3 separate regions of the Homo sapiens genome follow, and all the other regions are linked to region 1. Evidence: chromatin contacts called from ENCODE Hi-C or POLR2A ChIA-PET data. All regions are on one chromosome and are shown on one strand. The core of a region is the stretch at or near the end of the contact, and the rest is flanking DNA. Distances in the headings are between cores, read along the strand shown. Region 1 overlaps PALM2AKAP2 (PALM2 and AKAP2 fusion). Region 2 overlaps PTPN3 (protein tyrosine phosphatase non-receptor type 3). Region 3 overlaps PALM2AKAP2 (PALM2 and AKAP2 fusion).

Region 1 (2,807 bases), core at 88-2,587:
TCATATCTTCAGTGAGCCATCTCTCGGGATCTTCCAGCTCTGGTATTCTGAGTTTCTCTAATTTGAGGAGTTGGTTAGAGATCTCTTTTCTCAACAGTGTACCTGTTCCGAGAAATGTTACTGTTATAGAAGGAAGTGGTTTTGGAAACGGGTCAGAGTGGAGGAAAGAGGTTGAGTTCTCAAAAAACTAAAGGCTAGGTATAAGTAACTGATTCATCACAGAGATGACTAATTCATCAGAACAGCTGTCTGTTCTAAAATATGTCACATCAAATATTCATTGAATAAAATATTGAAGTCTCAACTGCTAACCTAGAGAGAGCCAAGCAGCTTTTAAAAAATCAGGATAGAAGTGTACTTTTCATTTCCACATTGGACCTGTGATTCTCTGAGTACCTGTGTGGGTCTCTGGTAAATACCAGAATTCACTTAATTTTCCATATTGTTAGGAGGCTCAAAGCCAAAGGCGTAGAGACATTAGGCATAAGCATATGTATCTTATTAAGCATCTGTATGTTATGTTGTGGGGTTTGGCAACCAAGAAGATGACAGTTACTTACAACTGTTCTAGAAAAGGCAACCACTGAAACATTCATTGAAATCACAAAGGACACTTGCTTGAGATTCATTGTGTTCTTCACATTTGCTATTTTTAACTCCATGATTCACTGTTCTTTTGAGCAGGGAGGGGAACACTCCACAGTGGCATTCCACATCTGTGCACTTCCAGCCGGGGTCCCCACCCCACGTTCAGCCACATTTGCAGCCCAATTATTGTTTCCATTCTTTTGTTTCCTTCCAAAATAAAACTATATATGCTATGTATACAGTAAACTATATAGTAGTGTCTCTATATTGTGTAATATTTCCTGTTTTGTCACTCCCTTCTGGGTAGCGGCCTAGCTTTTCTGCCTCCATTTAATTCATTAATTTTCTAATTTAAGCCTTGTAATACTCCCATGAGGTAGTGATGATGATGATGATGATGAAGAGAGAAGAGAAGCACAGGAGGTGAAGTAACTTGCTGCCCCCCCCTAAAAAAATTCAATGGAAGGACATACAAGATGAATGAAAAATAATTTTAAAAAAGTGAAAGAGCAAGTATTTGAACTCAACTCTGCCTAATTCTAAAGCATGTTCTCAAAAATCCCAACAGAAGTTGTTATTTTAAGCTAAATTTTTTTGAGACCTCTGATATTGAGTGAAATTACACTAACGTGCACCTCGTGATGTAGGAGGAGGGACAGGTAATGTGATTCTCCCTCCTCAACCTCCACACATGCTTCTTCAGAAGGCGGTGCATCAGACGCACCATGACTCTGGAGGTGCCGGTCTTCAGCCTATTGTGGGTGGTCATCATGATGGTGAGACTGCCCCCTTCAGGTTCTTTCATGAAGTGCAGGTTTCATTTTGGGCTTGGCTCCTTTCTGTCTCTTTTGGAAGCCCTTTGTTCCTGATTGCACTTTCTAGCCTGTGTACAGTCTAAACCTCTGCGGGAAACAGTGTGTGCTTCTGAAAAGGGCTCCAGCATAGCAAACTCACTAGAAAGCCGGACCTCAGAGCTTGACCAAACTTGGCTGGAGTCCTAGTTCTGTATTTACAAGTTGTTTGATCTTGGACAAGCCATGTAAACTCTCTGGACTTAAGTGTCCTCGCCTGTACATTGGGGAAAACTATACCCACCTTGCAGTGCTGTTGTAATGTGTAGAGGTCAGGTGTGTTTGTGAAGTGCCAAGAACAGCAGGTTGTCAGTAAGAATAGTGCTGTTGGCTGGGCACTGTGGCTCATGCCTGTAATCCCAGCACTTTGGGAGGCTGAGACAGATGGATCACCTGAGGTCAGGAGTCCGAGACCAGCCTGGCCAACATGGTGAAACCTCTTCTCTACTAAAAATACAAAAAATTAGCCAGGCGTGGTTGCAGGCGCTTGTAATCCCAGCTACTCAGGAGGCTGAGGCAGGAAAATCACTTGAACCCAGGAGGCGGAGGTTGCAGTGAGCCGAGATCGCACCATTGCACTCCAGCCTGGGCATCAAGAGCAAAATTTTGCCTCCAAAAAAAAAAAAAAAAAAAAAGAATAGTGCTGTTCTTATTGTTGTTTCTTCCATCCCCCTACAGCAGAGTTTCTTAACAGCTGTGCTATTGACATTTAGGGCTGGATAGTTATTTGTTGTGAGTGGCTGTCTTGAGTATTGCAAGATGTTTAGTAGCATCCCTGGCCTCTACCTAGTGGCTTCCAGGGGCACCATTGCCCTTTCCCAGTCATGATAATAAAACATGTCTCCAGACATTGCTGAATGTTGCCTTGGGGGACAAAATCTCTCCAAGTTGAGAACTACTGCTCAAAAGCCTGGCATTATGTGTATTGATACTAAGATGAGAATCTCACCACCGAGTAGTTCCAGAATACAGAACCCTAAAAAGATTTATGAAGATAACATTAGTGATTCTCAGTGCAAAATGACAAAGTGTTTCAGTTACTTGAAAATAAAAGGCTTCTCTTATGCACTGAGCCATGAAAGTCTGTTCAGAGTTAAAAAGAAATAGTTGCTTTTTTGGTTTTTGCATTCAGTATTGTGCTGCTTTTGCAAAGGCAATAATTTTATGACAGTTCATAAAACCATGGAATCTTAGAGTATGCATAACTGACATGTTATGCGGATCAACTCCTATCTGATTCTTGAATTTGCAATGAACGTAATGAGTGGGAGTGAAAAAACAGTCTCTCCCCAAAGCCTGAAAGTGACAGGAAACTCATTTACTTGCAAAATAAAACCCAAGTATATACTGGAACAACTCTAATTATTA
Region 2 (2,807 bases), core at 214-2,713, 480 kb before region 1:
AGTGAGCTGCGATCGTGCCACTGCACTCTAGGTTTGGGCGATAAAGTGAGTTTTTAAAAAAAAACAAAAAAAACCCCAAATATCTCAAACCAAACAAAAACAAAAAAAACCCCCAACTCTCAATTCTGAGGGTTGAACCAACTTCCTTATGTAGCTCAGGAATGCAGCACATTTGTAATGCAAATTAAAAACTCATTGAAAGATTGCTTCCCAGCACAAAACTTCCTTTATAAATACACAACATACCTTAAGATTAAATCCAAATTTTCCATCTTCATCTGGTGTGATACGGATCAAGACTAAGTAGCTGTCACCATTATCATTCTGGAAAACGGTTTGAAAGTGGTCATTTGCATCACATCTCTCTCCAGCAGTTGGTGATAAGATATTTTCATTTAGTTAGAGCTACTCAGCTGCCCACAAGAGGCCGGGAAGCCCTGGGTGTGTGGATCACCCGGCTGCCTGCGCTCGCTCACCTTGTCACAGTAGTACTGGCTGGCGTCCTCGGTGGAGCCCCCTTTGGTCACCCTGTGGAAGTCATCTAAGAGCTGCTGATCAACGCCGTCAGGTGAGCAGGAGCCTGGAGCATTTGAAGATGGAGACACAGAACTGGATGACTTCTGGGTCAGGTAGCTTTGTGCCGGATTGTTCTCGGATAAACTCCTTCATCATGGGGAAGGAGGAGATATTAATAACTGGGTTAATATTTTATTAGAGCAAACACTACTGACTGTAGGGGCCTGGCAGCTGGGGGCTGTATGTTTCCCTGGAACCTCAGCTGCATAGGTTGTCAGCGGGATTTGAGTACACCCAGGGCCCACTGACCACCCCTGACCGCATCTGGCCTAGACACTGTCACATGGTTTTGGGGAAAAGGGATAGGAGGCAGGGTGGATCTGGAAACTGCTGAAAACTTTGCTCCCTTCCCCGCTGCTTTAGAAGGGTGACAGGGAAATGTGTCCAGCTCCTCTGGTGGTTTCATTACTGAACCAGGCTCTGCCAGGCAAGCTCATGCAGATGCACAGCCCATCCCTTCTGAAAGCTTTTTTCCTTCTGTCTCACTTCTGCGGATGGTTCTGCTTCATAGGACTCTTGCCTCCTCAAAGGAAACAGGACTGTTGTTGTTGTGCGTTCAGGAGAATTTATATTATTCCTAGTTGGCATGATTTGCCTGTGACATCCATGAACTGCCACGCTGAGATCTTGTTACATTTTCCTCTATCGAATATAGTTTCTTCTGTATCGTGGAGCTGCACTGTCTAGTATGGTAGCCACTAGTTATATGTGGCTACTTAAATTTAAATAAATTAAGACAAGAAACCAGCCATACTTCACATGCTCACTAGCCATATGCGGCCAGTGGCTCCCGTATGAGACAGTGCAGTCAGAGAACATTTCACCACGGCAGGAAGTCCTGCTGGACAGCGCTGTCTTAGAGAGTTACAGATGATGAAAACGGAACAGAACTTTGTGGTCATTTGTTCTAACTCCCAGTTCACAGATGAAGAAGCTGAGGTCAGGAGAGGCTGAGTAACTTGCCCAGGGTCACATGGCTTTCCCCCGGCTTAGCAGACAGAAACCTGACCGATGTGCGTCCTAAGCCTTTCTTCCCTCTCCAGACCATGCAGAGCCCACTTCCAAGACCCCTATTTCTAACCCCTCAGAGTCACAGGGATTAACCATCCCTGCTGTCACTGTACAGGACAGGACCCTTGAGTCTCTGCATCACCCACACCAGCCCCTTCCGGAGCCACAGGCCCAGCACAGACACCTTACAGAGCTGATGACTATGGGGCTCTCCTACATTCTAAGACTCTGCCCCACCCTAACCTCATCCAAAGTGAAGTGAGGGGAGAAGCGCAGAGACCAAGTCATTCAGTGAAACCCAGACAAAAGACAGCTGCTACTGCCTCTTTCTTGACCTTCATTTCAAGCCCTTATCCATGGATTTTTTATGAAATTGGTGCTTCTCTTTCTCCTAGTGAGTTTAAATGAGCCTAATTTAAATATAAAATCTGTATCATAGTCACACAGAATGATTCATAATCACAATCTATTTGAATAAAATATTCAGTGACAGACCAATGGAGAAACACAGCGATACAGTAGGACAAGAGTCTGGCCTTATGGTGTCCAAGTGGCTGGTTGGGGGTAGGGTGTTATGGATGGGAAGGCATTTCAGAGACAGAGTATTTTGGAATTGAAGTTGTATACAAGTTTTCAGATTGAAAAAGCATGACTTTCACTTACGTAAAAGGAAGCTTTACAAAATTCCCCCCAAATACGGCATCTTTGCTGGGTTTCACTGTTTACAAGAGCATCACCCAGTGGCAGAAAGGGCAACTGCTTGGCAGTTACAAAACAAGTTAAAATGGTATTTCCAGTTCTCGTTCTGTCTGTCTCTGTCTCTGTCTCTACCTCTGTCTCCCTCTCTCTCCCTCCCTGCACCCCCCCAATCCATTTTTTTTTCTTTTGAGGTAGGGTAAAGCTCTGTTGCCCAGGCTGGAGTGCCATTACATGACCACAGCTCACTGCAGCCTCGATTTCCTGACTCAAGAGATCTTCCTATCTTGGTCTCTTGAGTAGCTGGGACCACAGGCATTCGCCATGTCCAACTAATTTTAATTTTTTTTTTTTTTTGAGTCAAAGTCTCGCTCTGTTGCTAGGCTGGAATGCAGTGGTGCAATCTCGGCTCACTGCAACCTCCGCCTCCCGGGTTCAAATGATTCTCCAACCTCAGCCTCCTGAGTAACTGGGACTACAGGTGCCCGCCACCACACCCGGCTAATTTTTTATATTTTTAGTAG
Region 3 (2,807 bases), core at 308-2,807, 280 kb after region 1:
TTTTTCACAAGAGGAAACCATCCTTATGACTTACCTTAAAGTTTTTTGTTCTGTTTTGAAGGAAACCATGTGCTTCATGAAACCTACAGTTGACAAGAGAATGTACAGCTAAGAGAAAAGCTTAAGAGGCCACACTATTCGCGGAATGGCTTTAGAGGCAGATGAAGTGGTCTTTGACCACAGTTGATTGAACCAGAGCACTTATTGCTTAAAGAATAACAGAGTTCTAGAGCTGGGGGTTCTTGGGCCATGCTCCGTGTGTGGATAAGGAAAGAAATACTGTTTCTGGGACTCTCCCACAGTCACAAAGCTGTTTTCACTGTGGCCCCTACATCTCTTAACTTTTGCTATTACTCCTATGCTGCCTTCCGGATTACTGCTGTCTATCTTCTTGCTCCACTCACTGAAGATCCTATTATAATCCCATGAAAATGTAAATTACAGTTTACTTGGGAGAGCCAGATTTTCTCTGTGCTCTTGAGTTTTTTATTCATTCAAGAAACCTTGGGCCACCGCTTTGTACATAGCACCGTGCTAGGCTCTGGGATCCCAAATGGACCCTTTTAACTTTCTGAAGATGGGACCGTCCCCTGGAGGAAAGTCATTCCTGCCTAATCCATCGAGAGAAAGAGGCTTACGAAAAACTTTGCCTCTGATGCTCAGCCCCACCCCCAAATAGCACACAAGCTTGTTAACCCCACCTCTTACAAAATGTTTAGATTCTGTAGGTGTTAAAAGCCTTTCTGGAAGTATTGCATTCTGCCGTGTTTATAGGTGTTCACTTTCCTCCAGAGCTGATTAACTACTGACATGACTTGGCTTTCTCATCCAGAAATTATGGAAACAGGGTCTGTCAGTGGCAGGAGGCCGTGCTGTGTTTTACTTGGATGACACAATGCAGTTTACTTGCCTCTTCATACCCATGCATGCTGCTCACCCTAGACAATGACATATAAGCCGTATATAGATCAATGTCCACATATATATACACACACACATATATATATATAAAGTGTAACAAGGAACACTAAAACAGTGTTGATTCTTGTCTCTGAAGACAAATAATTAAACCTTTTTTTTCCCAACTAAAGAATGGATTTAATTAAACTATGTATTGAAAAAAAAGTAGCCTAAGTGTTAGAGATGGTGAATATATTCCATTTTAGTTAAAGAACAAATTTCCTGAATTTTAAGCATTCAGTGAGCTGCCAATTTTGATTTTGTGTTGCTCTTTACCCAAATTATTTTTTCTTTGTTTTTCTTTTTTTGGGGGAGGAGGGGAAAAAAGCAGCAATACTGTGTTTGGAAATTATACTCTGTATCTGGTTTTCCTGTGTATGTTAACCACTTAAATGTTATTATCCTGCTTTGGTTTTAGAGTGATTGTGAGGCATTCAATGCAAGTATACAGTTATTTTCTCATTAAAATCCAATGTGTGTTGAGTTTTTATAAATAATGGCTGCTTGTTTGACCGTGAGGGAGGTTGGAAGACTGGGCCAAACAGTGGCACGCCAGCGTCCTACTTGGCCGCTACTGTGTGACAGCTTCTGGTTCCTCATGTTTGCAACAAAGGAATCAATCCGAGCTGAGGGGGCACTGCTGCACCAGGCTGTTCCCACAGCCCCCTTTTCAATGCTGTCCCCAGCCACCCTGGCTAGATGCCAGAAGCTGCAAGTGCCTCTTAAGGACATAGACTCGAAGCCACAGCAAGAGCTGGACAAACAGCAGGACGAACGGTAAACTCCAGCCTTGCCTGTAGCTTTTGGCTCTAACCTTTAGAATACATTATGAGCACCGGCCGGGCGCGGTCGCTCACGCCTGTAATCCCAGCACTTTGGGAGGCCGAGACGGGCGGATCACGAGGTCAGGAGATCGAGACCATCTTGGCTAACACGGTGAAACCCCGTCTCTACTAAAAATACAAAAAATTAGCCGGGTGCGGTGGCGGGCTCCTGTAGTCCCAGCTGCTCGAGAGGCTGAGGCAGGAGAATGGCGTGAACCCGGGAGGCGGAGCTTGCAGTGAGCCGAGATCGCACCACTGCACTCCAGCCTGGGGGACAGAGCCAGACTCCGTCTCAAAAAAAAAAAAAAAAAAAAAAAAAACCACATTCTAAGCACCTGTATTTGGCTCTCCTCTGCAAGGAATAGCTGATGGCTACATGTTGACATGAAGGACTCCTTTTGTTGTATTCAACATAAAGCCCCTTTCCCCAAACTCTTACTCTGGTTTCTTTATTTTCCTACTCTTCGACTACCCCCAACTCTTTTTCTTTTTCTTTTTCTTTTCTTTCTTTTTTTCTTTTTTCTTTTTTTTTCTTTTTTTTTTTTTTTTGCTAGAGCTTTATTGTGGTATAATTTACTTAACAAAATTTATTCATTTCAAGAGCATGCGAAGACCACAAGTTTCTCAGGAAGCGTCCTCCCTTCTACTTCCTCCCTCCCGCTTCAGTCTCCGGCTGCTCCATCCCATCACCGAGCCCTGGGCCCCTGACCCCTGACCATCAGTTTTCCTAGTCTTTCCCTCGGCCCCTCCTCTTCCTGGTACTTCCTTTCCAGCTGCCTTTTTCTCTCTCTCCGCATTTGTAACTCTTCCAGCCTTTTTCTCCCCAGGATTTCCAACCATATCTTCCTGTTCTGAGCATCTGGGGGTGTTCTGTGGCACCTGTCAGGGGTGATATCTTTCAACCTCTAAGTGGTGAGAGTTCTGAATTTGGAAGTGGGGGCACCCCTTTAAAAATTTGATCAAAGTCTAGTAACAGTGGATAACACTTGTGAATGTCACTGAGAATGTGACAGGCACTCCAGG

Evidence for each region. A loop is a pair of places that touch in the nucleus more often than their neighbours do. ChIA-PET counts read pairs that join two places held with the same protein, here RNA polymerase II (POLR2A). Pooled maps may share reads with other maps.
Region 2: a pooled map shows a loop between it and region 1 (5-fold over the local background). The contact joins two enhancer-like sites. A Hi-C loop is called at or near these places in 2 of 37 single-sample maps with no recorded cell type and 8 of 50 pooled maps.
Region 3: a loop to region 1 is called in a pooled map, with 3 times the contacts of the local background. The contact joins two enhancer-like sites. A Hi-C loop is called at or near these places in 4 of 50 pooled maps. POLR2A ChIA-PET finds 5 or more read pairs at or near these places in 3 of 52 experiments (AG04450 and activated T-cell).

The regions. Positions count from the first base shown.
Region 1 is chr9:109,886,659-109,889,465 of GRCh38, forward strand. All of the region lies in intron 3 of PALM2AKAP2 (PALM2 and AKAP2 fusion), which reads left to right. Among named protein-coding and RNA genes, the nearest start is that of PALM2AKAP2, 110 kb to the left of the region's middle. Within about 2 kb of position 1,338, at least 7 of the 41 ENCODE cell types and tissues checked have a DNase peak (open chromatin) inside an H3K27ac peak, as active enhancers do.
Region 2 is chr9:109,409,753-109,412,559 of GRCh38, forward strand. PTPN3 (protein tyrosine phosphatase non-receptor type 3) reads right to left here. Exons shown (of 26, transcript NM_002829.4): 15 at 477-663; 16 at 247-324. Among named protein-coding and RNA genes, the nearest start is that of PTPN3, 87 kb to the right of the region's middle. RefSeq lists enhancers at 1,463-1,582, 2,103-2,202. Within about 2 kb of position 1,464, at least 2 of the 41 ENCODE cell types and tissues checked have a DNase peak (open chromatin) inside an H3K27ac peak, as active enhancers do.
Region 3 is chr9:110,171,059-110,173,865 of GRCh38, forward strand. It overlaps PALM2AKAP2 (PALM2 and AKAP2 fusion), which reads left to right. Exons shown (of 11, transcript NM_007203.5): 11 at 1-1,454. Among named protein-coding and RNA genes, the nearest start is that of C9orf152, 36 kb to the right of the region's middle. Within about 2 kb of position 1,558, at least 3 of the 41 ENCODE cell types and tissues checked have a DNase peak (open chromatin) inside an H3K27ac peak, as active enhancers do.